Regions from separate parts of the Homo sapiens genome. Here region 2 is linked to region 1. The links are chromatin loops, found by intact Hi-C in ENCODE. Cell type or tissue: CD4-positive, alpha-beta T cell. All regions are shown on one strand. Each heading gives the region's core, and the rest is flanking DNA. Links, peaks and the distances in the headings are about the cores only. Region 1 has its middle 44 kb from the start of USPL1. Region 2 has its middle 58 kb from the start of HMGB1.

Evidence for each region. Peaks named below come from ENCODE experiments on the same cell type or tissue, not always from the same donor. Only the 100,000 strongest peaks of a DNase experiment are listed, where the experiment ranks them.
Region 2: a loop joins it to region 1, with 2.1 times the contacts of the local background. A loop is called at or near these places in 2 of 110 quality-filtered maps.

What each region holds. Positions count from the first base shown.
Region 1 is chr13:30,565,692-30,582,310 of GRCh38, reverse strand. It overlaps a transcript of HMGB1 not described here. Among named protein-coding and RNA genes, the nearest start is that of USPL1, 44 kb to the left of the region's middle. RefSeq lists silencers at 4,512-4,571, 12,125-12,419 and an enhancer at 4,792-4,871. In CD4-positive, alpha-beta T cell, for the core only: CTCF peaks have their summits at 9,057 and 9,262; DNase peaks (open chromatin) are centred at 5,550, 9,120 and 12,220; H3K4me3 peaks cover 880 bases; H3K27ac peaks cover 1,018 bases.
Region 2 is chr13:30,515,995-30,532,613 of GRCh38, reverse strand. It overlaps a transcript of HMGB1 not described here. Among named protein-coding and RNA genes, the nearest start is that of HMGB1, 58 kb to the right of the region's middle. In CD4-positive, alpha-beta T cell, for the core only: no CTCF peak of the experiment used is centred there; a DNase peak (open chromatin) is centred at 7,213.

The sequences.
Region 1 (16,619 bases), core at 5,259-13,258:
TAGCTTTTAAAATAATGTATTTTTAAATAATGTGTTTTTAAAGATTTTGATTGCAAAATGAAAGAAACAAGGATAAGTTGTGCTAATTCCAATAAAGTATGGAGGCCATGGTTTTAGCAACATTCCTGGATCTCCTCTTGCTTAAGTGTCCAGCTCCTGGCACACGGAAACATCCCACATTAAATCTTCCTTAGGTCTGAATCACCCCATATCTTTGACTGATGTCTTGTTTTGCTACCTTCCTGATGCTGAGTTCACTTTTAGTGCCCATTTGTTCACCCTCACCTCTATTTTCAGATTATATTCTGTTTGCCTTCTCTACCATGATACAGTGATTCTATCAGATAATCATAAAACACTTCCTTCAGTAAGTCCTGGGACACTTTTACCCCCATATCTCCCTACCTTCCCAGAAAGTCTTGAGACTTACTGAAGAAAGAAATCTTTGCCAAGGAGAACCAGGTATAGAAGCATGGTTACTAAAGATGAAATGCATAGCTGAGCACTTGTTCACAAGGGGAAATGGACTCAAAACTTTTCCTGCAGAAAATTCTGACTTTGCCTGCAGGTGTCTCCCTCCTCGTTAAGATGGCCTTCTATCAAAGCAAGAGTCCTGATTGGGAACCCCAATTTCCATTATATTAGTAGATGATCAGCTTTACCACCTGCTGGTCTAACTTCTAATACTTGTGGTTCTGTTCTTAATCAACAATATAGAATACTTGTACACTCCAAGGATCAGCAAACTTTCTGTAAAAGGTCAGATGATAAGTATTTTAGTCTTTGTTAGCCATGTGACCCCTGCCCCAACCACCCAGCTCTGCTGCTGTAGCGCAAAAGCAGCCATTGACAGTGTGAAAATGAGTGGAAATGACCGTATTCTAATAAAACTTTGCAAAAATGAGCAGCAGGCAGGATTCAGCCTGTGGGCCATTATTTGCTATCCCCTTCTCTAGCCTTTGTTAGACAAACTGTTAGTCTGTTCAGCTATCATCAAAAGCTGGGCTGAGAAAAGTGCTATTTATGGAATATGATAAGAAGGGCCCACTGTATGCAGTGGATCTAGAGCAGATTATAGATCTACTCTAAGTAATCTAAGTTATAAGAATCACTTTCTGGATCTGATTCCCTCATTTGTTTGTTAAAATTCTTTTTTTTCTTTTTGTATTAGGCAGGTAGACCTACTGCTGTAAGTCTGCTTTGTCTACAGTAGAAATGCCAAATAGGCTGGCATGGTGACTCATGCCTGTAATCCCACCTCTTTGGCAAGAGGATTCCTTGAGCCCAGGACTTCAAGGTTATAGTGAGCTATGATGCACTCCAGCCTAGGTGACAGAGTGAGACCCTGTCCCAGAAAGAAAATGCCCAGTAGGAAGAATGGCCTCCTATAGCTCCTGATTTCAAGGAAAGGGTGTCTCAATTCTAACGACCAATGAGGATTAGCTACATGGAAAAATACAAGCAGTGGATAAAGACAAGCTATTGAGCAAAACATGATAGAAATTCTCAGAAAGGCTTATCTTTGCTCTTTCTTGCCTCTTTATGTATCATTCTAGTCTCCAATTTTATTCAACTAATAGTTATTAAATGTCTGTTACGTGCAAGGCATGGTGCTATGCATTGTCTCCTGCGAATATCCTTCTATTAGAAAAAAATGCCTGATATAAATGATTGGTATCTGTTTTCCTGCCATATATAGTCCATTCCCTGGCATGTAGGAGATGCTCAATAAATATTTGTGGCTAAATTAATATCTCACATTATAAATCAATAAATTTCTTTTTTTTGGTAAATTGCTCTCCTGTGAATTCCATTATCATGCATCAGTGGATGAATTTTTAAATAAAACAAGCCATAGCTGATGTCTAACTGTGAGCCCAAGGTGATTCCAGATAGCCTGGGATGTCTAATGATTTTAACAAGATTACCAAATATCTTTTTCTTTCTCGTAGTGCCACATCCAGCACTTTAAGTTAAATAAATGCAATATAGGGATTTAGGAGAAAAGAAGTGAGGGCTAGAAACAGGCAACTATTTGCTGGCTAACAAAGCAGAACTTATATTTCTTTTTGAACACCTACTAAGTTCTTGTTTCTGATGTTGCACTAGAACTTTTTAAATGGAAATACTGTGAAATTGTAGTTATTTATATTTACAGATGCAAAACTGAATTGAAGAGAGATTAAGTAATTTATTTGAGGGAAGCCCTGATTGTCTCACTGTCTCTTTGTATCAGAAATAAAGTTGTGGTTTAGGAGACTGATAGTTAGCCTGGTGTCCTATTTCTTTCGTCTTAAGTAAGATTGTATATTCACTTGTATTATTTGTCATTTTCTCCCAATTGAGCGACTTCATTATTGTACCAGATGAACATGACTTTGTAAATAAGTCTTCATTCATTTTAAGCAGTAGTCATTTTTTATTTCACTGTAATCTATCTTTCTGAGATGCCAGCAATGACCTTTTAACCCCAGTTAGTATCAACTATCAATGTAAGCACATTTGACTGAAGAAACTAATTTTTAACTCTCTTATGTGCCAGGTACCATGTTGTTATCATCATCATTGCTAAGATTTATTGAATAAATACTAAGTGCCAGGCATTTACGTACGTTCTCTTATGTATTCCTCACAATACTCTGTGAGGAAGATCCCATTACTGTCCTCAGGGTGACTTTAGTGAGGAAACTAAAACTTGTGGGTAAGGTTAAATGTTTTGTAAAGTATCAGAGCAAGCTATGATATGAATTCAGTCTATCTAACACATTTACTTTTCACATCTCATTTAATCTCCCCAAAATGCTTCATGGTAGACTTATATTATAGCTGAGGTTATTACGAAAATAATAAATTGTACTAAACTAAGAAATGACCATATGCAGTGTTTTCCAAGCCTCTTTTAAAACCACGTTCTACAATGGAACATGCGTTTTACATTCCAGTCCAATATACAGGTACACATGTGTGTGACAGAAACAAAAATTGTGCCCTGTGATTTTTTTACTATCCTCTTTTTCATAATGGATCATGGCCTATAGCGTGAAAAGTGATGATATAATGTGATTCTGTCTTCAGTATATATTTTTAGTATGACAGTATGATATACAGTAAGCCAGAGTTTCTTCTCACTTTTTCTAGCCATTCCGTTCATTAACTTATTTAAAAATTACAAACATATCAAGTGTTTATTATGTCTCAGGTACAGTTCTAGTTCCCAGGACATACAAAGATGAGAATGATTCCGTCCTTGCCCTTGGATTCAAATGGGCAAGACAGACAAAATTATAATAACTTGTGGTAAGTCCTGTGCTATCTGTGTGAACAATGTGCTGTGGAAACAGGAGCAAGCAGCTGATTGCCCCAGTGGATATCTAAGAAAGGCTTCATTAAGGAGTGACTTATGAAATAGGTCATATGGAATGAATGAGAATATCCCAGGCATAAGAGAGAAGGGCATTCCTGACAGAATGAACTGCATATGCAAAGTCAGGGAGGTTTGAAAGCGTTGAACTTGTTCCAGCAACAGTAAGAAAGAAGTTTAGTGTAGCAAGAGTATAGGTATATATAGAGAAGTGAGGTGGAGCCCATTGAAGACCTATGCACCTTGCTAAGGAGGTTAGACTTTCTTCTTATATGGTGAGAAGCCCAGAGAGGTTCCGAATCTAGGATATGTAAGATAGGATATATGTGCTTTAGGATGACCATTCTGTCGGCTGTTTAAAGGATGGTGTGAAGAAAAGAGAGATTAGAGTTAGGAAATCCTTTGCATTGCTTCAAATGGGAAATAAGGACTTCAACTAAGACAGGAGTGATGGGTATGGAAAAGATGGTCTAGATTCCAGAGCTCAATTCCATTCAGTTTGTGGAACATTTACTGACATTTACCATATAGCAGGCTGCTAAACACTGTGATACAAAAAAAAAAAAAAAAAAAAAAAAAAAGAACAAGAACTGGTCTCTGATCTTGAGTTTTCTGTCTAGTGGGGAACAAAGACACACCAACAGGTCACTTCAGTATGATAATGGTTAAGTGTCATAATAAATAAAGGCTTGCAAAAGGTATGAAAGGAGCAAAGATGGGTTCATAACCTACACTAAGGTTCATAAAGCCTTCCTGAGAGGGAAACTTCCAAGCAGAATCAAGGAGAATGAATGGGAGCTGGCCAAGGGAAGCAAAGGGCAAGGACGTTGCAGGCAGAGGGCTGGGGAGAGTCTGCCTGAGGGTCAGGGAACCACCAGGAACTGCACGGAGTCTCTTGCTGCTTACCTCCATGTGGATGAGGAGTGACACGAAGGAGCCTGAGGTTGGAGTGGAAAGTTCACCTGTGTTCCTGTAGTGGAACTTGGGGATTCATATGGAGCCTCTAAGAAATGCTAAGGAAGCTTGGACTTTATCCTGTTGATGGTGGGGAGCCCACTGAAGTGTTTTAAAACATGAGGATGATGTGGGCAGCCTTGTGGCTTAGGTGGTTTATTCTGATAACGGATGAGATAATAGTAGCTCACTTTTCGTTGAATGCTTATAATGTGCCAAGCTGTGTTGTAAGCATTATGCATGTATCGCCTTGTTGAAACAACCCTGCTATTATTAGCCTCATTTCACAGGGAGGTTACTGACACACAGAGAGATTAAGTAACTTGCTCAGATTTACACAGGCAGTGGCAGAATGAGGACTTAATCCGCAGTGATCTGACTCTAACCCACAGTGATACTGCTAGGTAGGTAGATGTGAGAGAGTGGCTGGACTCTAGGGAAGAGAGGATGATGAGCTACTCTGCGGTAACAGAGAGAAGGTCACTGATGAGTCAGCTTGGGCTGCCACAGCAAAATACCACAGACTGGGCGGTGCAAGCAACAGAAATTTTCTCACAGCTCTGGAGGCTGGAAGTCCTCCAGGTGCTATCAGGATTGGGTTTTGGTGAGGACGCTCTTCTGGGCTATATATGGCCTTTTTTTTTTTTTTTTTTAAAGAGACTGGGTCTCATGCTGTCACCCAGGCTGGAGTGCAGAGGTGTGATCATAGCTTGCTGCAGCCTCAAATTCCTGGGCTCAAGCCATCCTCCTGCCTCAGCCTCCTGAGGAGCTGGGACCACAGGTGTGTACCACTGTGTCTGACTATTTTATTTTCTTGTAGAGATGGAGTCTCACTCTGTTGCCCAGGCTGGTCTCAGACTCCTCTCCTTGAGTGATCTTCCCACCTCAGCCTCCCAAAATACTGGGATTACAGGTGTGAGCCCCTGTGCCCAGCTCTAGTCTCTTCTTATAAGGACACTGATCCTATCAGATCAGGGCTCCACCTTTGACCTCACTGAACCTTAATTACTCCTTAGAGGTCACGTCTCTAAATACAGTCACATCAGGGATTAGGACATATGAATTTGGGGGAACACAAATATTCAGTCCATGACAGCGACAATTCTGGAGAGTATTTGAAGATAAAATCAGCACAAGTTGGTAATCGATTTGATGTGGGGAGTGAGGTGGAAGGAGGAGTTTAGGATGACTCTCAGGTTCTCACAAAGATGCAGAGGAGGGGCAAGCCTGTGGGGTGAATGAACAGCAGTTCGGTTGAGGTTACTGTAGTTCAGCACTTGGAAAGCTTCCAGGAGATAGTTGCGATGCTGATGTGGAGAGAGGCAGCGACGTGTGTGGATGGCAGTGGAAGCCACAGGCTGGGTCACATCACCTAGGGAAAACATGTAGAGTGAGAAGACATGTAGGACTGCCAAGATGGAAAAATATTTACGAGGCAAGCAGAAGAAAGCAAAGGGAGACTTAAGAAATAACATACCTTTATCCCTGAACCCAAAGGAAGAGAGAATTCCAGGCAACAGGGAGTGTTTGACACATTCTGCGGCCTCTTTGTATCAAATTTGTATTCTTAGGTGAGAAAAGGGAACAGGCTTAGAATCATAGCTTTTTATTGCCCAGTAGGACCAAAAGAGATGATTTTATAATTCTTTATTCTACAAACAAGGAAGCTGAAGCCCTGCAAAGCCTTGGGATTTGTCTCTTTCATGGTACAGGCAGGAGTAGAATTTAGGTCTCCCAAGCCATTTGACTTCAATCCAGCGCTTTTTACAATACATCAAATAAAATCCACCATTGTGGGGTTTGAAAATTGGGTCTATGTTATAAAAAAAATTACACTAAATGGAGAAAGAAGCATTCAAATTTTATTTGTATATGCATTTGGGGAGAGGAAGACATAGTATAGTATAGAAAATGTCAAAGACTTTGTCTCAGAGGAGAGAATACCAATGTTGGCCTTGATGGTGATGATGAGATTGACTAGTGGAAGAGGGCCTAGAGACAGGGATTCTGTCCTTACCATATTCACAGTGGAAATGGCATGTTACCAGCGGCTCCTGTTATGTCCTGAGCACACTTAAAACGAATTTTTTTTAGAGACAGGGTCTCACTCTGTTGCCCAGGCTGAGTGCAGTGGCTTACTGCAGCCTCAAACTCGTGAGCTCAAGGGATCTTCCTGCCTCAGCCCCTGGAATAGCTGGACTACAGGCAGGTGTCACCATGCACCTAAGCACACATTTTTAAATGTGACTCTGTCTTATGTTTTTTTCCTATCATTGACTAACCCCACATTAGATACATAGCAGTACTGTATTATTAGAAAATTAATTTTAAGTCAGTACCTTATTACAGGCTTGAAACTGACAAACTTCATTACTTGGGGAGAGGAGTGGGTTCTTTTACAGGATTTCAAAATTGCCTTCAGCCACGGAGACTCCCTTAAGTGAAAATTTCTGTCAGTAACAGACAGTTTATCTTAGAATTCAGTTAATGGAGTATGTATTGAGTATCTACTATAAATGAACCACGATGTTGAGCACTTCAGGAGGTATTAATGAATTGAACAGAGTCCCTATGTAAGACATGTATGGCCTGTTGCTAGAGTGAAGGAACAGCGTCATATGAACCTTTAGACTCACAAATATTTTAATGGGGTCAGCGTAGTCAATAGGGCCAGTACATCCTCATCAGTACTTACTGAAAATATGAGCTGACTTCGAGCTGTATTTCTCACTTTCAAATTTTAAAAAACACAAACTGAAGCAAGTTTAACCACCATCATGGTTTGTATGTTAATTGCTTTCTTGTTTTTACTAACTACATAAGCATGAACTTAATATAAAAGGCTACTATTTTTTCATTTTATAACTTTATGGCATGAAAATGTATACGCTGACACTTAAAATAATAAACATATGCACACCATGCAGATACTTTTACTCGGAGTTTATATTTTTGGTAGATTTTAATATATCAATTAAGATAAAATTATACAGAATAACTGATTCCCCAACAGACACATCTTTAGTACGAGGCCATTAATAGAATTTTTATGTAGTATATGCATATTACAAAGAGTACATTGTATGGAAAATAAACCAAGCTAGATTCCTGGATTCCTAGCATGGTTTATTTAATGCAAGTATTAAATTAAAAAGTCTGGTTAGCATGCAGTTAGCATCATAAAAAGAATTTCCACATATGACTATAGTAGTATACATTTCTGCAGTAAGGACAGCCCTCTACAAAATTATGAAGTATGTAGGTATCTTGGCACAACCCATAACATTTTTTATTCCAAATATGAGAATTCTTACCACTGAAGGCATTTCATGAAAAGTTGGATCCATAATTCTCCACTAGTCAAGACTTTCAGTAGAATGAGCACCTTATTACATTCATCTTTATTTTCCTATTTCCTAGCAGGGTCATGGAAATTAGCATATTCTCAATGAAAGTTGATAAATGAATGCATTCTGCTAAAAGTAAACATTGAGAAGAAATTTTTACCGTCGATTATGTTGCCATAGTGCTATTATCACAAGAGAATTCATTTAGCAACCATTTATTGAACATCATCTATGGTAGACAGTGTGTTAGCACTAGGAATACAGAACTTAATAAGATGAGCCTTCCAGCAGTGGGATTGGGCAACAGTGGATGCAAGAGGCAAAAGAACTTCAAACAGTTGTGATAAAGAGGAAAGATAGTAATGCTATCAGAGAAATATCTACAAACAAAATAGTGTTATGCTATTAGAAAAATACAGAGTGCTGTGGGAGCCCAGAAGAGAAATTAATTCCAGTTGGACGTAGGAGTGTTTGTCAGGATTTCATATGGGAAGTGGCTTTTGAGTTAAACTTTGAATATCTCACTGGCATCTTGGGCATCTCAAATCCACTGGGTCTATACTTGTGTTCATCATTTATTCATCATTTTCCCCTTCCACCCATTCATCCCCAGCTTGCATGTCTGATAGTCTTGAACATGATTATTGATATTGCCGTTCACTGCTGGGTCCTTCCTTTTAGAAAATGCTAGATTAGGCCGGGTGCGGTGGCTCACGCCTGTAATCCCAGCACTTTGGGAGGCTGAGTTGGGTAGATCACTTGAGACCAGGAGTTCCAGATCAGCCACGGCAACCTGGTGAAACCTCGTCTCTGCAAAAAATACCAAAAAAATTAGCTGGACGTGTTGGCGCATGCCTGTAGTCCCTGCTACTTGGGAGGCCGAGGTGGGAGGATCACCTAAGCCCATAAAGTTGAGGCTGCAGTGAGCCATGATCGTGCCATTGCACTCCCACCTGGGTGGCACAGTGAGACCCTTTCTCCAAAAAAAAAAAAAAAAAGAAAATGCTAGATTCATTTGACTCCTTTTCTTTCCTCTCCAGTATTTATTTGGTCACTTTAGTTATGTGAAGTTTTGAATAATTTCCAATTTTTTACAAATTATATGGTTTGTATGTAATGAAAAGCTTATCAAAAATGTTTCAGTTTATCAGTCTACTAATCAAATATTTTTAAACTTTTAAAATTATACACAGAAATGTGGTCCTATTTTGAAACAATTCTCTCATTTTTTTCACATTAAAAAGTTCAATTCTGATTTCTAAAAATCAGAAAATCATAAAGAATTTATTATGGAGAAGCTATCCTGGTGTACAATTATGACAGTATTTTTATTTTAAATGATACTGTCCTTCTAAGAATGTGTTTCTGTCAATTTGTCCTTATCTCTACAGAACCCTGAAATTGTAGCACTACTGTAGTGTTTCTAGAGAGTAATACGTTTCTGCTGCCATTTGGAGGAGCCTGCATCACAGAGTAATGAGTTGAGTCTGACTTACAAAGATGCCTCCTTTGCAATTCAGACCCCCCAGAAGAATTTGCAGTCAAATTCCTATAATTAATGAGTTGTGTCTTCTAGATTCCTTTAAGTACTACATCTAATGGAAGTTACAATTATAACTTAATTATTTTAAATAGTAGAGATTCTGATGGTGTGCTTACACCACTGAAACAAAAGATATTCTGAAAACTGAAAGTGAAACTGTCAGCCCTTGGCATCTGTAGTTAACAAACTACTCAAGAGTTTTGTTGCTAGATATCTAGATAATTGTGAGAATAAGCCAAGAGTGTGGGAGGCTTGCTTTGCTCTTCAGATGAAATGGCTTAAGTTTTGCCAAAATCCCTGAAGGGTAATCACGGTCTCTTTTAATCCCAAGTTTCAGATAATACCCACAAATAACTTATTCTTTAGAGTGGTCTTTGGAATTAGAGAAAGCAGAAATGTATTAAAATGTATTTCATTCACTTTGTTCCTGATCCTTACACCAGGGTCAACGGAGTCACTAAGAATTAGCAAAGTTCATTGGTAAGAGATTTACCCTTCTGATATCTTGCTCTGGTGAAATACTAGAAAAATGTCTTAAGAAGTAAAAGGCAGATGTGAGAGTTAAAGGAAATTTCAGTTAATTAGCAGAGTTGCATTAAAATAATCTTACCATGGATCATGAAGTCTTGAATTCTAAATTTGCCTTTGCTGGTATAATCCTAATTAGATATTTTACTTAATTTTTGAAATTTCATAATAAATAACCCAGCTTCTATCAACAAAATGAAGACTTTGCATTTAGAATTGCCTTCAAAATGCAATCAATTCCAATGTCATTACAAAATGTAACTGAACGGTCTCTGAGAGCTAAGTTGAACACTTTATCTCTGAGATGTCGTTGCATTCTATTGCAGTTATTTTCTGACATGTGTGGGGGAAGAAAGGTATTTCCTACTTTGAGCATTTATCAACACACTTACCCTGATACCCATGAACAGTCCCACCTCTGCCTGGCATTGTTTTATACTTGCTGTTGTCACATTCATTCTTCAAGTTTTAACTCAAAGTCAGTTCTTTGAAGTCATGCTTACTCTCCCATCATGAACTTGCAAAATTAGGCCTGAAGCTATTTTATTTGCTCCCAAGTAATATCTGCTATTCAGGTATATATCAACACAGAAATTGCCTCAGGTGTAGTCTCACAATGTAGACAACTGAGTTTATCATACACCAAATTTACTAAAAGCAAATATAAACATACTAATCCATTAAATTATTTTAATATATATACGAAACTCATTATAAGTGTAGGAACGTAAATATTATTATTATACTATAAAAATATAAAGTAATACTTCTAAAATACATATACTCTTCATTTGTTAATCTTCCTTAATCCTGAACTATTTTCATTTTCTGCTTAGGTAATCTTAGTTTTCTGTAGATTCAGATGGATTTAAATGTTTTTTGTAAACCTGCTTGTGGCTTCAAAACCACTAGGCACTATGCCAGCTATTAAAAGTAGATTTTTATTCTACAGCTTAATTGTCCATAATAAAACTTGGCCATTTAGGCTGGGTACGGTGGCTCACGCCTGTAATCCCAGCACTTTGGGAGGCTAAGGCGGGCAGATCACAAGGTCAGGAGTTCAAGACCAGCCTGGCCAGCATGGTGAAACCCCGTCTCTACTAAAAATAAAAAAAATTAGCCGGGCATGGTGGCACATGCCTGTAGTCCCAGCTACTTGGGAGGCTGAGGCAAGAGAATCACCTGAACCCGGGAGGCGGAGGTTGCAGTGAGCCAAGATTGCGCCACTGCACTCCAGCCTGGGCGAGAGAGCGAGACTCCATCTCGGAAAAAAAAAAAAAAAAAACCATTTTTTTGCTAATCCTGGAAGAGGACTTTCTCACACTCATATTACTTTTTTAAGTTGTCAAACTTTCTACATTGTTTCTTGTCTTACCAAAATCAAAATAAAACAATACAGAATAAAATGACTATATATATCACAAATTTTCTTGTGATTGTGCATTCCTAATCAGAATAAGATTTTTCTTCCACCTTCTAGCTACTCTTATTCTTTTAAATTTGAATTTATGAAAATATATGTAATGAATGCACACATTTATTCATGAGCCTGACTTTTGAACATGACTATTTTTAAAAGGCCTATGATACTATTTTTTGAGAATTGATTTATGTGAAAAATCTTACAAGAATATGAAAGTGAAAGCACATTAGGTAATATATTTAGAGAATTGCCTTTATTTAAGAAGAAGGAATTGCATGAAATTAGAACTCCCCCAGAAAATACAGAATATAGAACCATCATCTCTATGGAGTGTGGCCCTTATCTATTTAATGGTATCTTGGTAGAGTGCTTAACACAGGGGCACAAAAAGATGGCCATTTAATAATAGCTTTTAATAACCAGGAGATGAACTTCCTTTGATATGAAGAAGTAACCAACATTACGCTTTTATTCTCATTGTTCCTAAGGGTGTAGGAAGCAGAGCATTTAATACAGTGCTTAAACAAGAAAGCTGCACACAAAATCAGAAGTGTACCATGTAGAAAGATGATTTACAAAAGCTCAATTACATGAAGGATATGTAAGTAGACCCCTATGTGTCAGCGTGTGGATGCAAATTGATAAACACTTACTGAAATTGCTTGTCAGAAAGCTAAGCGATCATAAAGATGCAGAAGTTCAAAGTGAAAAAGTCATCTTAGACTAAGTAAAATGAGAATCCCGTTATGCATTAAGGCAGTTTTGCAATACCTAAAAGTTTTCACTAGCATTTGGAAAGTCATAAGTGAATTTTGTAGAGAATGAGAACTTGAATCATTATTACTTTCTTTCTTCTTTATTTTTAATAGAGAAAAGGTCTCGCTATGTTGACCAGGCTGGGCTTAAACTCCTGGCCTCAAGTGATCCACCCATCTTGGCCTTCCAAAGTGCTGGGAGTAACAGGCATGAGCCATTAGTGTACTTGTTTAAGCAGAGCGAGGCTTCCAGGCAATGCCTCAGACTTCTTTTTCCCTCCTACTCTCTCGTGAGTCATCAAAACCAGTGTGCTGTCCTTCACTTACAAAGAAATCGCTGTTGACCCATCAAGGGGGAATGCACTGGGTTTGTAATAATCTGTTCTGCTTTCTCTCGTCTTCCTCCTACCAAAGCCCATGCATTTACAAACTTCTAGGCAGGCTAGGGAACTGTTGCTGCTGGCTGTAGATCAGGATTGGCATCACCAGACCTAGAGATAAAATGCACGACCTCTAGCCTCATGAACACAAGCACTGATTCAGGTTATAAAGTATTTACATTTGATTTTGGTGTCTTAAAGCCTTCTTATTTACATTTTTTATCTAATCTTCCCACCTCTACAGTTTTCTGCTGCCTAGTAACTTATACTTCTGCTCTTTATCCATGAGAGCGCACTCTGGGAAAGGTGATATAGGAAAGAAGTTGATGTGATTAAGAGCAGGGGCTTTGGAAATCAGACTGAGTAGCTCGAGGCCTGGTTCTGCTACTTAGTAAATATGTCATCTCAGACAAGTGACGCACTTATGAACATTGTCTTCTCAGTGTTCTCATCTATAAAATGGGGATAATGCCTACCTCCCAGAATCCTGTAGAGGTTAAACAAGGTAATGTATTTAAGGTGCCTAGTACACTGCCTAGCATATACAAATGCATACTAGACAGCCAAAATGAAAAAGGAACTAGGCTTGTTTACACTAAGACTGGTGCATTTAACACAGGGATAATGTCTTAGCCCACAAAAATTCACTTTTTTGACAGGATATAAAGACATAATCTCTAGTTATGGAATGAGAAACAGTACACAGTTGGTGGAAAGAGGCCAAGTTTGAAATGGGCCTGTCCGAGCACTTTTATAATCATATAATTCATAGGTACATGCCTGTGTTGCTTAATGCAGAACTACAGACCTTTAACAACTTCTTTTTGCTACGTAAGACTTGGCTGTGTCCTAGGATGAAGGAGTCTAGCTCTGTCACCCAGGCTGGAGTGCAGTGGCATTCACTACAACCTCCACTTCCTGGGTTCAAGCGATTCTTCTGCCTCAGCCTCCTGAGTAACTGGGATTACAGATGCACACCACCATGCCCAACTAATTTTTATTTTTAATAGAGATGGGGTTTCACCATGTTGGCCTGGTTGGTCTCAAACTCCTGACCTCAAGTGATCTCCCCGCCTTAGCCTCCCAAAGTGCTGGGGTTATAGGTCTGAGCCACCACGCCTGGCCCTATTTTTATTTTTTTATACTGTGTATTAGAGTCCTAATACTGCCATTGCCATAACAAATGACACACAAACTTGGTGGCTTAAAACAACAGAAATTGATTCTTCACAGTCCTGGAGGCCAGAAGTTCTGGAGGCTGTGAGGGAGAAATCATCCCATGCATCTCTCCTGGCTTCTGGTTGTAGACAGTCCTTGGCATTCCTTGACTTGTAACTGCATCTATGCTTCCTGCTTCACAAGGCCCTCCCCTCTGTGTCTGTCTCACAGTTCCCTCTACCTTTCTTTTGTAAGGACAAATGTCATTGGATTTAGGGTCCATCCTAAATCAGGATGATCTTATCTCAAGATTCTTTATTACATTTACAAAGACCTTTTTTTCTTTTCTCCTGAGACAGGGAGTCTGACTCTGTCACCCAGGCTGGAGTGGGGTGACATGATCATAGCTCACTGCAGCCTTGAACTCCTTGGGCTTGAGCAGTCCTTCTGCCTCAGCCTCTCAAGTAGCTGGAACTTCAGGTGCATGCCACCACACCTAGCTAATTTTTTATTGCTTATAGAGACGGGGGTCTCAATATGTTGCCTGGGCTGTTCTTGAACTCCTGGGCTCCAACGATTCTCCCACCTTGGCTTCTCAAAGTTCTGGGACTACACATGCACACCACTGCACCTGGCCCCATTTTTCCAAATAAGGTTACATCCACAGTTTCCAGGGTTAACACATGGACATATCTTTTTGGGGGACCACCATTTGGCCCACTACACACTAGGTAAGAGAGAAGAACCAGAATCTGGAAAAATGGGAGGATGAGCTGGTATGGGAGACTATACATCCTGGAAGATTCCACCCAGGGGGAACACTAGAGCTTCACTGCCCGTATGTTGTCATGGGACCATTGAAATTAATTTTCTAGGTACAATTAATCAACTGCCCAATGGACGAGTCTTCATCTTTAGCTGCAGGAGCACAGCAGTTGGGATTTGCCTAATTGTCTTCTTCAAGTGTGTCAATGCTGTTTAGTTCCCAGGACTTGCTAACTACATTTGGGTAAAGAGCAAGCAAGAGAGCTAGAAGTTCCTTCATGTGGTGTGGGCCTGGGAGCCGTGATGGAGTGTTCTAACAAGAAAGAGCTGTAGAAGATTTCAGCAGCTATCAGTATGTTAGCCCCTCAGTTGCCTCACCACCAGCACCCTCTTTTCAGCAGGCATTTACTGGGCCTCAAGTGTGTGTGATTAGAAATTTGGTTAACAGGCTGGGCGCAGTGGTTCATGCCTGCAATCCCAGCACTTTGGGAGGCCGAGGCGGGCGGATCACGAGGTCAGGAGTTTAAGACTAGCCCGGCCAACATGGTGAAACCCCATCTCTACTAAAAGTACAAAAAAATTAGCTGGGTGTGGGGGTGCACACCTGTAATCCCAGCTACTCGGGAGACTGAGGCAGGAGAATTGCTTGAACCAGTACCCAGGAGGCGGAGGTTGCAGTGAACCAAGATCATGCCACTGCACTCCAGCCTGGTGACAGAGTGAGATTCATTCTCAAAAAAAAAAAAAAAAAAATTTGGTTAACAAGTGAAATCAGTGGTTAACAAGTTTTAAAATAAGGTTATATTCTGGACATTTTTGGTTTTTCTTTGAATGGAGCACTGGAAATTGACTACAGGGGCTGAAAAAGGAAAGACTAAAGAAATCATCTAATTTTATTCACCACAGTAGTTTGACTTGTGACCACAGAAAGAACAGTGCTAATACCAGGGCAATTTGCCTGATTCTTGAAACTAGTAACTGTGCCTAAAATAGTTTGGAATGGTAGTTAGCTCGAGAAAATCCAGAGTGGTAGAGAACTGTGACTTTAGGATAAATTTTTCTACCAACTTGCATAGCAAGCTCCCCACCAAAGCAGTGAGTATTGCACAAATTTTTTTAAATCAAAACTCGTGTTCATCAAATCTCTAAACCAAGATATCCTCCACATTAGTTACTACATGATTCCTTTTCGCATTTGTGGTTCTTATCACAGTTTCTATTTAGGTGATGTTTAATTAGCCAATTATTTCAAATATTTCATCACTGCTTACCTTTTAAGGTGCTTTAATTGATTTTTATAAAGACCAAAATTTTGAGGAAGCAAATGACATGATCTAAATGCTGGCTTGGGTGGGTACAATCTCTTTGTTATATAGAATAACTTCTTATTGTCATGGTAAGAAGAGATGAGAATTAAATGCATGGTTTCAAGGAGAAAAATTTGTGGGTATAAATTGGATCGAGATATCATTGCTTCAGAGCAAGGGTCAGCAAACCCAGCCCACTGCCTGTTTCTATATGGCCTACAGGCTAAAAATGGTTGTTACATCTTTAAAAGGTTGGGAAAAAATCAAAAGAATATTTCATGACACATGAAAAGTTTATGAAATTCAAATTTCAGGGTCCACAAATAAAGTTTTTTTGGAACACACCTATTCATGTATGTATTGTGGAGGGTTGCTTTTGCCCTACAGTGGCAGAGTTTATAGCTGGAACAGAAACCATATGTGGCCCAGAAACTCTAAAACATTTACTCTCTGGCCCCTTACAGAAAAAGTTTGCCGACCACTGCTGTAGAGCATGTGTTTGATAAAATTGCTGATTTTTGAAACTTAGTACTGTATAATGAGAACTTGAGCGTGTCCCCTTAAGTTCTAGTTTCACCTGAGGAAAGTAGGGACTCACTGTATCAAATATTAATGGCAAAACCACAATTACTTTGCACCAAACTTAGTAGCAGCCAAGCTTCCCTTCTGCGCACCAAGGGTGGAGTACAAGCCCTTGTCAGCTGGGCGATGCTCCATGGTACTCAGAAAATGGCCCATAACCAAACGGGCCAGGCAGGTAAACCACAGTCTGAATAGGACCCTGCCACCAGCACCACTGACAGACATCCAGTGCCACCAGTGCTGGAAATTATTTCTAAGTTGTCCTTGCATCTTTGCAACATAATCTCAAGGGTTGTGGTCCTGGAAAGAATTTTCTGGTTGACCACAGTGCCCAAACCTGCTTGTTACAGATAGTAGGGAAGTGAGGTAGACACTTAACTCACTCTTAATTTGCTGCTTTTCAGCTCATCCCTCCCATTATGATGCACAAAGAGATCTCACTTAAATGAGAAGCACTCCTAGGCAGCCAGAGAGTAAATATCAGACATCTTTTTTGCTTCTTTAAGTGTGGTCCAT
Region 2 (16,619 bases), core at 2,817-10,816, 47 kb after region 1:
TCACTTGAATCTGGCAGGCAGAGGTTGCAGTGAGCTGAGATTGCGCCACTGCACTCCACCCTGGGCGACAGAGTGAGACTCCGTCTCAAAAAACATATATAAAAAATAAAGGATTGATTTATTTTTAATTATGACATAGCAATATAATGGAATACTATGGAGCTATTTAAAAGAATGAAGTATACCTAGGTCTACTTATATGGAAAGATATCTGCGTCACTGCTTAGTGGAAAAAAAACAAGTTGCAAAATCCTGACCCCATTTTTTTTTTTTTTTTTTGAGACAGAGTCTTGCTCTGTCGCCCAGGCTGGAGTACAGTGGTGAGATCTCAGCTCACGGCAACCTCCGCCTCCCGGGTTCAAGCGATTCTCCTGCCTCAGCCTCCTGAGTAGCTGGGATTACAGGTGCACACCACCATGCCGGCTAATTTTTGTACTTTTAGTAGAGACGGGTTTCACCATGTTGATCAGGCTGGTGTCGAACTCCTTACCTTGTGATCTGCTCGCCTCGGCCTCCCAAAGTGCTGGGATTACAGGTGTGAGCCACTGCGCCTGGCCTGATTTTTTAAAAATACATAGATTATGGACATGCATAAAGAAATCTATAATACCATAAACGTGGCTATCTTTGGGAAGTAGAATTATGAAGGACTTTAGATTTCTGTTTTGTAAAATGTTTTATTTATTATTTATTTTATTTATTATTTATTTATTTATTTTGAGACAGTCTTGCCCTATTGCCCAGGCTGGAGTGCAATGGTGAGATCTCGGCTCACTGCAACCTACACCTCCTGGGTTCAAGCCATTCTCCTGCTTCAGCCTCCCGAGTAGTTGGGATTACAGGTGCCCACCACCACGCCCAGCTAATTTTTGTATTTTTAGTAGTAGAGTTTCACCATGTTGGTCAAGCTGGTCTTGAACTCCTGACCTCAGGTGATCCGCCCACCTCGGCCTCCCAAAGTGCTGGGATTACAGGCGTGAGCCACCGCACCAGCTGTAAAATATTTTACAATGAGCATGTGTGACTTTCATATTCAGGAAAAAAATTTCGCTGAAAACACACACACACACACACACACACACACACACACACACACACACACACGTATATGTTACCTAGCATAGCAGTTCCGAGTAGTTAGTGGTTGTTATGAGAGTTCCACTTCCAGCGTGGGTGCGCTACATCTTTAAATATTCCTGTAGCAATGAATAGCCACTGTGCCTAGGGTTTCTGTGTGAATACATACCCTCTTTTTTTATTCTTGATAGATTCATTATTTCAGTTGAGGCCTTGTTCTCTTTTCTTTCATTAGCTTTAATCAGCAGGCTCGGGGCACCTGTCACAGGGGATGCCATCATTCATTTTAATTTTTAAAATTATAGTAGCAATTTAAGCTCATCCTAAACATGAAAAACAAATCTGCAGTTAGTAAAGTAAAACCTTAAAGTCATCAATTTCACCATGCCTTTCAGTCCCACTACCCAAAGATGGCAGTGGTTCAGTGTATGGTCTTCACAGCTTCTGTGCATATGCAAATGTGTGTGTGCACTTGTTTTTTATTTGTCTTTTGAGACAGGGTCTCACTCTTGCCCGGTCTGGAGTGCAGTGGCACAATATCAGCTCACTGCAGCCTCGACCTTCTGGCCTCAGGTGACCTTCTCACCTCAGCCTTCTGAGTAGCTGGGACTACAAACATGTGCCACCACACCCAGCTAATTTTTGTATTTTTTGTAGAGACAGGATTTCGTTATGTTGGCCAGGCTGGTCTTGAACTCCTGGGCTCAAGCAATCTGCCTGCCTCCACCTCCCAAAGTGCTAGGATTACAGGCATGAGCCACCATGCCCAGCTTGCATTTGTGTTCTTGTTGCACCAATAAGATCATGAAGCATATAAAAAAAGTCTTTCCACAACAGAGATTTATATATACTATGTCTTTTTTAAGAACTGCATAATATTCTACTTTGTAGATGTAATTTATTTCACCATTCCCTTATTGACAGAATTTTCACTATTGTTAGCAGAGCTACAAAAATACTTTTACCTATATATTTGCACACTTCAGTGAGCAGATCTGTAAGATAAATTCCTACAGGGGAACTAGTATTGGTCAAAGGGTATCCATGTGGATAATTGTTATCATGTTGCACTGACTTACATTCCCAGCAGTACATGTATGAGTTCCTTTTCCCCTACACACTTTTACCTGCACAAGTTGAGTATTCTTTACACAAAATGCTCAGGACCAGACATGTTTCAGACTTCAGATATTTTAGGATTTTGGAATATTTGCATATACATAATGAGATATCGTGGGCATGGGACCCAAATCTAAACATGAAATTCATTGATGTTTCATATACACTCTATACAGGTAGCCTGAAGGTAATTTTATGCAACATTCTTAGTAATTTTTGTGACCCATCACAAGAAGTCAGGTGTTTTAGAAATTTTAGAAAATTTTGGATTTTGGGTTTTCAGATGAGGGATGCTCAACTGTATTGTGTATTATATATTATTGTCTTATTATTGCTTTTATTTGTTATTATTTTTAAATCTTTGGTAATTCAGTATGTGAAATAATGGGTGTCATTGTTGAATTTGAATTTTTTTCATCAGACTGAAGACATCATTTCTTTATTGCCACCATCCATTTGGAAATGTTATGCACATTCTGCAAATCCAATTGGAAGTCTGGCCTAGAGTTTGGTTAGATGGTGGCAGGGAAATAATATGCTTAGAAACGTGGTCCTGGATAGAATGTTGAGGAAAAGCAGAGAGAGAAGATGTGTGTGGGAGACAGATTGGATAGTGGCATATTTTTTTGCATAGAAATCTGTTAGCTGTATGGCTGCTGTTTCAGCATCCCTGAATCCGCCTGGCTGAAATGGGCCATCTATCTATTCACCTTTGTTCACAACGATAGAAATCGTGTCCAATATTCTCTATGTGCTTTTTCTCACTGAAATCTGGCATCATAATGACTCAGCATCTGGAGGAGCCAATACAAGTGAATCAAGTTTGCGTTCATCACCCAGCAGTGCCTCGTATGCCTAAGGGATTTCATGGAACTTCATTTCAAAATCATAGTTTGAAATGGTCATGTTTCAAACAACTATAAAGAAACTTTAAAATGTGGCAAAATGTGGACAGGGCCTTAAATGTAGGAAGAATGTTCAGATAACTTTGCAAACAGCTTTTTGGTGATAGCTCAGTTACTTCTTGCCTCATTAGTTGTCCTTGGTTCATAGGACATCCGTGACCCAGCATAAGTCAATGATAAAGTTTGTTCCAATACACATTATTTCTCCCTTTCAGAATGAGTGGCCTTGGCAGATGTGAAACCTCTCTGAGCAGGTAATGTCCCTAAAGGGGGCACGCAGAGAGACTGTGCAGGGTCACATTGTGATGGAGATGTGGGTAAAGAAACTCACAGACACCATTGCCTTTTCCATCATTTAGGATGTCTTTACTGCTTTCTTCATTTCACCATCCAGAAATACCGAATTATAAAGGATGTGATTCTTTCTGACTACCCAAGACATCCAAAATTCAATCTTTTTTTTTTTTTTTTTTTTTTTTTTTTTGAGACGCAGTCTCGCCCTGTCGCCCAGGCTGGAGTGCAGTGGCGCGATCTCGGCTCACTGCAAGCTCCGCCTCCCGGGTTCACACCATTCTCCTGCCTCAGCCTACCAAGGAGCTGGGACTAGAGGCGCCCGCCACCACGCCTGGCTAATTTTTTTGTGTTTTTAGTAGAGACGGGGTTTCACCGTGTTAGCCAGGATGGTCTCGATCTCCTGACCTCGTGATCAGCCCACCTCGGTCTCCCAAAGTGCTGGGATTACAGGAGTGAGCCACCGCGCCCGGCCCCAAAATTCAATCTTATGCAAACTTCAGTTGAGGATGTTTCCCCTGATTCTTTCGCAGCTTCCACATCCCAGTAGTTCTCCGTTTTTAACTTATCAGCTGTTCTCTATGGATGTCATGCCTTGAGATGTTATCTTCCAAACACACAGCATACACAACTAACTCATTGTTTCTCTTTTTAGAAAATTAAGCAAATATGTATATAACTGCATATGCGGGCGTCTGGTCAACCAGAGGCAACAAACGTGACCTCACAAGTTTGTGTAAACTCAGTCAAAAGCAAGGGAGCGCAATACGGTAGTCCTTTTATGGGTTAATATGATCTCACCCTCCCCCCACCACAGTAGTGATCTTTCTGTTCCTCAAAAGGGAAGGGCCCTGGGCTGGGAACCCCTTCAGTTATCCCTTCTGAATGGTACAAATCTCCTTCATCCCATCCCTCTGATGGTCCCAGTTGGTTGTGGTTGGCCATGAAAGAAGGTAAATGGCTCAAGATCACTGCACCTCATTCCCCACCTGAAAAAAGACATTTCATATTTACATTTTGCTGGCGATGGGAGCCCTGAGTCAAAACCTGTACGTAGAAAACAGCCCAGGAGACGGGTTGCCTGGTCACTGGCGCTGCAGCACACCGAGTTCCCTGCTCTGGGTCAGGTTGTTAAGACCGCATGAGGATGCGCTGCTGTAAAAGTGCCTGCTTTTTCCAATTTAGGTTCACCAGAGTGCATAAATCCACTGACAGCTCTCTTCAAACAGTTGTTCTCAACTTTAAATAAAATTTTGAAATAACACCTGGTTTGCCTTTTTAAAATTTCAATTTTAAAAGAGACAGGGCAGCAGGAGGGTATAGATTAGGGGGCTATGGAAGGCATTCTACTATGGGGGGAAGAGCACACATCTTTCAGAGTTTGACTTTGAACCTTGACTTCACTAAACATTTGGCTATATGACCTTGGGAAGGTTATTTTTAAGCTTTGATTCCCTTCTCTGGGAGCAGGAATAAGACTCCTTTGGAGTCTTGTGGACATTTATGAATAATAACTTCAGCACAGCATAGGGCTGGGTGTGGGGTCAGGGCTGAGTAAAGGTGAGCTTGCCCATCTCCTCTCCATCTCTTTTTGTGTCACACTGTATCGGCGCCTTCTGTTTCTGCAGTTAAGGGCAGTGCTGGATGTCGTGGTGATGCTGACCCTGAGGAAGTGACAGCCCACTTTCTCAGGGGAAGTGGTGGCATAGACACAGGCAATCATATGTCATTCATAGAAGCAAGTCCCCAGCCACTGTGGACCACCGACATCTGAGGAAGGTGGGAAGAGGCTCAGAGGTAGGAGCTACCACCCCAACTCAGGCGTTACTCACCGAGCTACATGGCAGTCTCAGGGTGGGGACAAAGGTCAGGGGGCCCACCATCCCGAGAGGTTCCTTCCTTGGTGAGCTGACAGGCCAGCTTCTCCCTGAAGTTTCTTACAACTGAAGTTTCAGTTCTGGCAAACAGACTACGGACCTAAGTCCTAGGCCCAGCAACTGCCTTCCCAGGCAGGTCCCATTCCATTTTTGAGATCACTGCTCCTTCTCAGCTTTCTCGCCCGCCTCCCTGGAGAGAGAAGGTTCAGCACCGGATGCACAGCCGCTGCGGCCCCTGCTCTGTGAGGACTCTTGAGCCTCTAGCGGGGAATGACCCATGCTACTTGTTAAAAGGCGGGCTCGGCCCCTCCGGGCTCCTCCTGGCCAAGGAGCCTGCGTAGCTGCAGGATGTAAAGCCAAAGGCCATCAGAAGGATGTGTGGAAAACACTGCGGTTAGGAATGAGCAGACATTCCTAATGGAGCACGGACCTCAGGCTGATTGTGATCTGAGACAAAACAGTGCCAAGTGCTGCTAAATCATTAGAACACTTGTGGATAACAGCAAGAGAAATAAAGACACACAGACTCTCTCACAGGAAGGCTCTGTGGTATGGAGAGGAGCTTTGGCGACAGAGGGCAGAGGCCCCTTTCTGGTTGTCTTGGGACAAGTCATTTAGTGATGGTGGAGCTAGGGCTCGTGGTGGCAGGCTTGCTGTCTCCCCATATCAAGGTCTTGCTGTGTGCCAAGCACTGTCAGGTTCCTCGTAGACGTCATGTCCCAATAGCCCTATGAGGCAGGCACTGTGATTATAGCAATTTGATTTTAATTTTTTTTAGGTTATCTGGTGAGGTTGCAGATCTCTCTGGATGAAGAATCTCAGACTCAGAGGTGAAATGATATGCAGGCAGAACCAGTCTCACTGTTCTCTGTCTTAATGTCTCTCAGCCTTCATTTATCATCTGCAAAATGGGAATAAAAAATACAATCTCATAGAGTTAGAGAAATAATGAATAATTCACAAGTCTGTGGTATATAATATGTGTTTGGGCCAGGCGTAGTGGCTTGCGCCTATAAACCCAGCACTTTGGGAGGCCGAGGCAGGCGCATCACTTGAGGTCAGGAGTTTGAGACCAGCCTGGCCAACATGGTGAAACCCCATCTCTACTAAAAATAGAAAAATGAGCCAGACATGGTGGTGCATGCCTGTAATCCCAGCTACTCAGGAGACTGAGGCGTGAGAATCACTTGAACCTGGAAGGTGGTGGTTGCATTGAGCCAATATCATGCTACTGCCTTCCAGCCTGGGCATCAGAGCAAGACCCTGTCTCAAAAAAAAGAAATAAAAGTTGTTAGATGTGGGTTATTTAATGTTGCATATTGCCTTCCAATTTTAAAAAAAATTGCCAGGCTGAGCACAGTGGCTCATGCCTATAATCCCAACACTTTGGGAGGCCAAAGCGGACAGATCGCTTGAGCTCAGAAGCTCCAGACCAGCCTGGGCAACATGACGAAACCCCCATTATATGGTTAGGCTTTGTGTCCCCCCACAATCTCATCTTGAATTGTAATCCCCACCTGTCAAGGGAGAGACCAGATGGAGGTAATTGAATCACAGGGGCCATTTCCCCATGCTGTTCTTATGGTAGCGAGTGAGTTCCCGTGAGACCTGATGGTTTTTTTTTTTATGTTAATAATGGAGTTTAATATTTTGTTTCTGTGCAATCTTATGAAATACAACTTGTTTTATAAGAATTTTCAACAAAGTATTAGTTTCCTTTTGCAAAAAGTTATTAGTTTGCCATTTAGTAGCTTTTAAGTATGTTGAATTTTTTTACATAATTAAGAACCTCAATATTCTTGTTATCAAAAACATTTAGTGAGTACCTCCATGTGCAAAACAACTGGGCTAAAGAGTCATAGGACAGAGCCCTACTGTCAAGGATCTTTGAGTCTGTCTTGAGAGATACTTTATTCTTTCATCTCTTCCTTTGCTGTGGTTCACATCTGATGTCACAAAAACCAGTGGGGGTTGGGAGTACGCCAAAGAACAAGAATACTGAGACATTTTGCTGCAATATTTTGTGCATCCCTAAAGGCCATTTCTAAATAACAACAATGGTGATGACAACAAAATTACACCTGTCATTTATCAGGAACATACAATGTCAAAGCACTGTGCTGAATGATCATTTATCTTTAAATGATCAGATGCTTTCAATGATCATCCAGTTCTTCCACCTACTCTCTGAGGTTTCTATTCTTATTTTTGCCATTTTATACATGGAGTCTGAGCTTAGAGAGATTAAGAAACTTCTATTATTTTAATAGTTAGCAGAGTTCGGATTTAAACTCAATCCTGTTAGACTTCAAAGCCATATTTGTAACCATTTTACTATGCCGATTTGTTCTGTCTGGCCTACAAATAAGAATGTATTTGTTTGTTTAATACTTATTTGTTGGATATCTACTATGTGATAAAAAAACAACGCATATATAACCACAGGCAAGGTTCCAATTAAGAAATAAATCTTAGGAGGGGCCTGTGGTGAAATACAATGTGACCAAATCTTTATATATCTTTTCAAGTGTATAAACTGCAGATGGTTACAGACATAAATATTGGTAACTTCATATACCAGTTTCAGTTAGCCAAGTCTGTTGAAGAATTTCACCAAATTATTATTATTATTATTATTATTATTTATTTTATTTTATTTTTGAGACAGAGTCTTGCTCTTGTCACCCAGGCTGGAGTGCAATGGCACGATCTTGGTTCACTGCAACCTCTGCCTCCTGGGTTCAAATGATTCTCCTGCCTCAGCCTCCCAAGTAGCTGGGATTACAGGCACCTGATGGTGGTTTTATAAGTGTTTGGTAGTTCCTCCTGCATTCATTCCCTCTCCTGCCGCCTTGTAAAGAAGGTGCCTTGCTTCCCCTTCACCGTCCACCACGATTGTAAGTTTCCTGAAGTCTTCCTAGCCGTGCTCAACTGTGAGTCGATTAAACCTCTTTCCACCCAGTCTCAGGCAGTTCTTCTTTTTTTTCTTTTTTTTTTTTTTTTTTTTAATATACTTTAAGCTCTGGGATACATGTGCAGAACGTGCAGGTTTTATTAATAGGTATACATGTGCTATGGTGGTTTGCTGCACCCATCAACCCATCATCTACATTAGGTATTTGTCCTAATGCTCTCCCTCCCCTTGCTCCCCACCCCTTGACAGGCCCTGGTGTGTGATGTTCCCCTCCCTGTGTCCATGTGTTCTCATTGTTCAACTCCCCCTTACGAGTGAGAGCATGTGGTGTTTGGTTTTCTGTTCCTGTGTTAGTTTGCTGAGAATGATGGTTTCCAGCTTCATCCATGTCCCTGCAAAGGACATGAACTAATCCTTTTTTATGGCTGCATAGTATTCCATGGTGTATATGTGTCCAGCAGTTCTTTATAGCAGTGTGAAAATGGACTAATACACCCCCTCTCTACAAAAGATACAAAAAAAACAGTGGGGGAATGGTGGCACTCTCCTGTAGTCCCAACTACATAGGAAGCTGAAGCAGGAAGATTGCTTGAGTCTGGGAGATTGGGGTTGCAGTGAGCCAAGATGGCACCACTGCACTCCAGCCTGGGCAATAGAGTGAGGCCCCATCTCAAACAAACAAAAAAAAAGGGCCCAACAAAAACAAATGCCAAATGAAGCACCAGATGGTACAAGTAGCAGCTGCTGTAAGCAAGATGAGGGGATAGGCTGAGCATGGCTTACGTGTGAAAAGGACACTGGTTCTTTCAACCACACCAGCATATGCAGAGAGTGGGCCCTATCCTAATATCATTTTGTTGTACAAAGAGTGGTAACATCTTTTGGACAAATCCTGAAAAAAAAAACTTGGCTTCAGTAGATAGATATACCACATGCTGATTAACCTATCTCACTCTGTAACTCCAATAAGATTTTATGGTCCAGTGATTCGAAGTTGACTTTTCCTAGCAAAGTAGGAAAGCTTTATTTAGAGGCCTTTTCCCTTGCTCAGCCAGGGTTGAGCAATGTGCAGAGTTTCTTTGACTAGGAAGGAGTGGTGCTGTAGCACTTAACCTCCAAGGAGATTATTTCATAAAATATTGATTTTTATGCACAAAAAGGAGATAGTTCATGAATAGAAAATGTAAGCGTAAGCAAAATTTTTTCAGTTCTCTCAGTTCATAAACACAAAAAGTAATGAATCCTGTAACCAAGGCTGATGTCTACTGTACCTGCTGGGAGATAGGCAGAGCTAGAAAGTCATTCTTCCCCAATGTTATAACTACAAGAACTGTTGTACCAAAAGTAGACCAACCTGGATGGTACAGCCATTTCCTGTAGGCTGTGAAGGCAAGGCTATAGAATTTGTTGCAAGTTGGGCCAGGCACAGTGGCTCACGCCTGTAATCCCAACACTTTGGGAGGCCGAGGTGGGTGGATCACTTGAACCCAGGAATTCTAGACCACCCTGGGCAGTATGGCGAAACCCTGTCTACTAAAAATACAAAAATGAGCCAGGCACGGCAGTGCATGCTTGTAGTCCCAGCTACTCAGGAGGCAGAGGTGGGAAGAATGCTTGTGCCTGGGAAGTGGAGGTTGCACCACTGCACTAAAGCCAGGGCAATAGAGCAAGACCTTGTCTCAAAAAAAAAAAAAGACTTTTAGACTTGTTTGCCTTCATAACCCAAGCTATAACTGAGCCTTTTCCCAATATCACATCCATCTTACTGAGCTGCTGCAAACCAAAAATATGGTTTCACTAGCTATTGCTGTCTTGCAGATGCCAGTAGCCATGCCATATCACCTAAAGTGGTGTTGTCATACTATGTCCTGACAGCATTTCTGCACCCAGTCCTCCCCCTCCCCAGTTTACCTCTAATTCGTCATCACTCTTGACCTGACTCTATCACAGTTAGGTAGCTATCCTGGGGTTGGAACAGCCCGGAGGGGTAAAAAGGCAATGGTCTCAGAAACTAGAAGCGAGATTATGTCCAGGCACAGTGGCTCACACCTATAATCCCAACACTTTAAGAGGCTGAGATGGGAGGATCACTTGAGCCCAAAAGTTTGAGACCAACATGTCAAGACCCAGTCTCTACAAAAAATAAAGAAGTTAGCTGGGCATGATGGCATCTACCTGCGGTCCCAGCTACTCAAGAGGCTGAGGTGAGAGGATCACTTGAGTCCAGGAGTTCAAGATTGCAGTGAGCTATGATCATACCACTGCACTTCAACCTGGGTGACAGAGCAAGACCTTGTCTTGCCCAAAAAAAAAAAAAAAAAGTATCATAATTATGTTTTAACTCACATTCTGTCACTAAGCTATCTTGAGCAAGTCAGTGAATTACTCTTAATGTTTGTTTCATTGACTGTGTATAAGGAATGTTGATAAATGTTGCAAGGATCAAATGAGAAAATGCAGGTGAAAGTGCTTTAAAAATAAGTGCAATGCCATAATGAGTTATAAGTTCACACCCACTAAGATGGTTCTAATCACAAAAACAGATAATAACAAGTGTTGGACAAGTATGTAGAGAAATTGAAACCCTCATATACTGCTGGTAGGATTGTAAAATGGTTCCTCTGCTTTGGAATACAAGGTGGCTGTTCTTCAAACAGGTAAATATTGACTTATCCTGTGATCCAGCAGTTCTACTTCTAGGGATATACCCAAGAGACGTGAAAACACGTATCTACACAAAATCTTGTACATGAATGCTTATAGCAGCATTATTCATAATAGCCAAAAGCAGAAACCACTCATGTGTCCATCAACTGATGAGTGAATAAATAAAATGTGATATATCCATGCAACTGATATTATTCAACAATAAAAGGATATGAAGGGCTCATATACTACAACATGGATGAACCTTGAAAACATTATGCTAAGGAAAGGAAGCCAGTCACAAAAGACCACATATTGCAATTCCACTTATACAAAATATCCAGAATAGGCAAATCTATAGAGATAAAAAGTAGATTAATGGTGGCCAGGGGCTTGGAGTCAGGGGAGGAATGGATACTAACTACTAATTGGTCCAGGATTTCTTTCTGGGGTAATGAAATTGTACTAAAATTGATTATCAGTACATTCTCAACATACTAAACTCCATTGAATTTTTCATTTTAAGTGGGTAGATTGTATGGTATGTGAATTTCATTTCAATAAAACCGTTCTGGGAAAAAATAAGGGCAACACAAAGGCCATTGATAATAATACTGGGTTTTCAGCAAATGACCAAATGGAACTGAACTCCAGCAAAGATCAGTTCTGGGCTTGATTAACCTCTTACCAACATGTCTGAAATTCAGGACACATAATGGAAGAGGTCTCACAATCTGCTTGCCAGGCCACAGTCGTCATGTCCATGAACATCAAAAGCACTAGTGTCCAAACTTAGAAAATGGGTATCAGTTGCCTGGAATAAAATCCCAGAAGGAAGAGTGAAGCGCTCCTTTCCTTCCTGGGAACCAAATGTTTATGGGAAAAGAGGTGGGGAGAATGATAAATCATCACGTGCTTGCCAATAATCTTCAAGCAGGAATCAAAAATAGGCAAGCAAAGAGCCCAGCCCCAAGAGCTTTTAGTACTGTTGGATTCTCTTAAGAAATGCTGCATCACCAGTGCCCTTGGTGGCACAGAGGACGATACTGAGTGAATAAGCAGTGAAGCAGACTCTGAGTCAAACAAGTGATTCACAAGGCTGAGATTCTGAATGAGAAGACAATTTGGGAATTTTATTTTATTTTATTTTATTTATTTATTTATTGAGACGGAGTCTCACTCTGTGGCCCAGGCTGAAGTGCAGTGGCCTGATCACAGCTCACTGCAACCTCCGCCTCCCAGGTTCAAGTGATTCTCGTGCCTCAGCCACCCAAGTAGCTGGGATTACAGGCATACGCCACCACACCTGACTAATTTTTGTATTTTTAGTGGAAACAGGGTTTCACCATGTTGGCCAGGCTGGTCCCAAACTCCTGGCCTCAAGTGAGCCGCCCGCCTCGGCCTCCCAATGTGCTGGGATTACAGGTGTGAGCCACTGCGCCCAGCCTATTTTTATTTTTTTTGAGACGGAGTCTCACCCTGTTGCCCAGGCTGGAGTGTAGTGGCCCGATCTTGGCTCACTGCAACCTCCACCTCCCAGGTTCAAGTGATTCTCGTGCCTCAGCCTCCAGAGTAGCTGGGATTACAGGCATGTGCCACGATGCCCAGCTAGTTTTTGTATTTTTAGTAGAGATGGGGTTTCACCGTGTTGGCCAGGCTGGTCTCGAACTCCTGAGCTCCAGTGATCCTCCTGCCTTGGCCTCCCAAAGTGCTGGGATTATGGGCATGAGCCACTGTGCCTGGCCAAGAAGACAATTTAGGGATATTTTAAATCCATTTATTTTGCCTATATTTTCCTTTTTATGTATGCAAAAGAGTGTTAAATATTTTAAAAATCTAAGTCTAAAAGAGCAATTTCAAAAAGTATAAAATGGTAAGTGATAAGGAAGCATCATCTCATAGTTTAGTTTAATTAAAGGAACATTTTTCCTTTCTAAGGACTGCATAATATAATGCTGCATCAATGGGCTTACATTTGATCATATTTAGTATTTATTATGAAAGATAGTTCTTGAGGGTGGCAGGAACTGTTTTCTAAGTTCAATGTGACATCTTTAGCTGCTATGTTGATTTTTTTTTTTTTAATTGATGGAGTCTTGCTTTGTCGCCCAGGCTGGAGTGCAGTGGTGCGATCTCAGCTCACTGCAAGCTCCGTCTCCTGGGTTCACGCCATTCTCCTGCCTCAGCCTCCCAAGTAGCTGGGACTACAGGCGCCCGCCACCACGCCTGGCTAATTTTTTTTTTTGTATTTTTAGTAGAGACAGGGTTTCACTGTGTTAGCCGGGATGGTCTCGATCTCCTGACCTCGTGATCCGCCCACCTTGGCCTCCCAAAGTGCTGGGATTACAGGCGTGAACCACCGCGCCCGGCCTTTTTACTTTTTTTTTTTTTTGAGACAGAGTGTCACTCTGTCACTCAGGCTAGAGTGCAGTGGTGTGATCTTGGCTCACTGCAACCTCCATCTCCTGGGTTCAAGCGATTCTTCTGCCTCAGCCTCCCGAGTAGCTGGGACTACAGATGTGTGCCACCACGTCTCCCTAATTTTTGTATTTTTAATAGAGACGGGGTTTCACCATGTTGGCCAGGCTGGTCTTGAACTGCTAGCCTCAAATGATCCACCCGCCTCGGCCTCCCAAAGTGCAGGGATTACAGGCATGAGCCACCGCATCCAGCCTGAAAATTATTATAGCATAATTCTCACTACTCAAGCATTGAAATTTGTTGACACTTATTCCAGGACTGTCTAGAGAATGTTTATTTGGGCTGGGCACAGTGGCTCACACCCATAATCCCAACCCCTTGGGAGGCCAAGGCAGGAGGATCATTTGAGCCCAGGAATTCAAGACCAGCCCCCATCTCTACAAAAATAAAAATAAAAATAAAATAAAATAAAAAATTAGCTGGGTGTGGTGGCATGTAGCTTTTTTTTTTTTTTTTTGTGGTCCCAGCTACTTGGGAGGCTGAGGTGGGAGGCTCGCTTGAGCCTGGGAAGTTGAGGCTGCAGTGAGCCATGCTTGTGGACACTGTGCTCCATCCTAGGCAAGAGAGTGAGACCCTGAATCAAAAAAAAAAAGGTTTCTATGAATGTTAAGAGCTGTGTGCTATCTATTGCTCCCTTACTCTGTGTCAGGCACTGTGCTAAATGCTCTTCAAGCATTTCTCATTGGCACCTAACAATAATAATATGTAGAAGGTATAATACAATTTCTCCTATTTTACAGAAGAGGAAACTGAGGTTAAGGAATATTAAATAACTTTCCCAGAGTCCTTCAGCAACTAAATGACAGAGCTAGGACCTGGATCTGTCTGACTCCAAAAGATCATGCCCTCGATGTTCTGCCAGGACACCTTTATGGCTGATCTAAATTGGGTCTTGAAAATCACAGACAATTCAACACAAAGGGAAATAGGAAAAGACAGCTGGATATAGAAGTGTTTTGTTTTGCTTGTTTCAGACAAGGTCTCTGTTGTCCAGGCTGGAGTACAGTAGCGTGAACACAGCTCACGGCAGCCTTGAATTCCTGGGCTCAAGTAACCTTCCTACCTTGGCATCTCAAGTAGATGGGACTATGGACATGTGCCACCACACCCAGCTATTTTTTTATTTTTATTTTTAGTAGAGATGAAGTCTCGCTATCTTGCCCAGGCTGGTCTTAAATTCCTAGGCTCAAGCGATCCTCCCACCTCAGCCTCCCATAAGTGTTCGGATTACAGGCGTGAGCCACCACACCCAGCCAGATATAAGAGTTAGAAGGCAGTTGCAGACTTCTGGTCTTTCTCTGACTACACTAACAGTCAACTTGGCCAGCTCTGGGTTTTCCATGTTACTCGATGGAAGTCAAAGCAAACACAAGTGAGAATCTACAGTTATAGTTTCCAGTGTTCTCCTGTAAATTCTGCTGGTGAGATATAAAATAAAGTTTCTTTCACATTGATTGTCCCAGCATTCTGGGTTTTTTTGTTTTCTGATTTTTGGTTTTTGTATGCTGAAATACCCGTGGAGAGAACTACAGAGGATTTGAGATGCAGAACCAGAACAAGCATAACCTACAGCAAAATCCCAAATCACAGAACTTCAGAGCAGAAGGCTCTCAGAGGCCAGGCGCAGTGGCTCATGCCTGTAATCCCAATACTTTGAGAGGCCAAGGCGGGCGGATCATTTGAGGTCAGGAGTTCGAGCCTGGCCAACATGGTGAAACCCCATCTCTACTAAAAATACAAAAATTAGCCAGGCATGGTGTAGTCCCAGCTACTCTGGAGGCTGAGGCAGGAGAATCGCTTGAACCCTGGAGGTGGAGGTTGCAGTGAGCTGAGACTGTGCCACTGCACTCCAGTCTGGGTGACAGAGCGAGACTCCGTCTCAAAACACAAACAAAAAGGCTCTGAGAAATTGGTACACATTAAAACCACCTATGCAGCTTTTCCCAGACAGCTGTTGAATGAGAATCTCAGAGCAGGTTGGTATAAGAACTGCATTCTCAGTGGTTCTCAAAATAGGCTTCCTGGACAGCAGCTTCACATCACCTGGGAACTTGTTAGAAACGCATATTTTGGGGGTCTCACCCCAGACCATTGGATCAGAAATTCTGGTGGCAGGGGCCAGCAACCTGTACTTTACCAAGCCTTCCAGGAGGTTCTAAAACCTGCTAAAGTTTGAGAACCACTGAACTAGACCAAGAATTTGGATAGGATTCTAAGGTCATTCCTTCTTTTTGGAAGTACATCACAGCTCTATTTCAAATTCAATTTCTTCACATTCGAAATACTTATTTTCATGTTTTATATACTTGGAACTTTTTTTTAGCATTTATGTATTTAAAAGCACAAGAACCCTAGCCTAAAATTCTGAACCTTATTATTATTATTTTGAGACTGGGTCTCGTTCTGTCACCCAGGCTGGAGGGCAATGGTGTGATCACAGCTCATTGCAGCCTCGATCTCCCAGTCTCAAGTGATCCTCTCACCTTAGCCTTCCAAGTAGCTGGGACTACAGGAGTATACCACCACTCCTGGCTAATTTTTTATTTTTTGTATAGACAGGGTCTCACTATGGTGCTCAGGCTGGTCTCAAACTCATAGACTCAGGCAATCCTCCTGCCTCAGCCTCCCAAAGTGCTGGGATTACAGGCAGGAGGCACTATGCCCAGCCCTGATTCTATTTTTCTACCTCCTCCTTAACATCGACTAAAAATATATTTAAAAGTTTGTCAGTTTTAAGTGTTTTCTGCATTAAATTATAAAGTATTAGATGACAAAACAACCTCTTATATAAAAAAAATTCACTGTGATAATGCACAAATACATATATGGTATGGCTGAAACTATTCTAGAAAATTCCTTGGAACATTTACTTTGCTGTATGGGTATTTTGTTAAAATTAATACAGTTGTTAAAAATCACTTTTCAAATTTGTTGACTCAAGTAAAAAAAAATTAGTGAAAAGTTACTATAGTCCATAAGGAAAGGAGGAAGACACTTTACCAGCTCTTGAATATCTTGAATCAATTTAACTTCTGAAATATTCCTTGTAGTCCTACTATTTTGATTTAATACTTGGTCAGGAGGGAGGAATTTGTTCAGGCCAGCATTTCCCAAATTGCATTTCTGCAAGAGGTCAAAAATTATTTCTCAAAGAAAGATTCTGTCGTAAGTATATTTGGGAGATGCTGTATTAAAAAAATTAAATGGGTAGATTCACTTCATGACTTCATAGAGTTTTTAATACGGTAATATGGACTGTAAATCTCCGGGGGTGAGGGGGGAAGGTGGAGTGTTGTATGTAGCATTTGC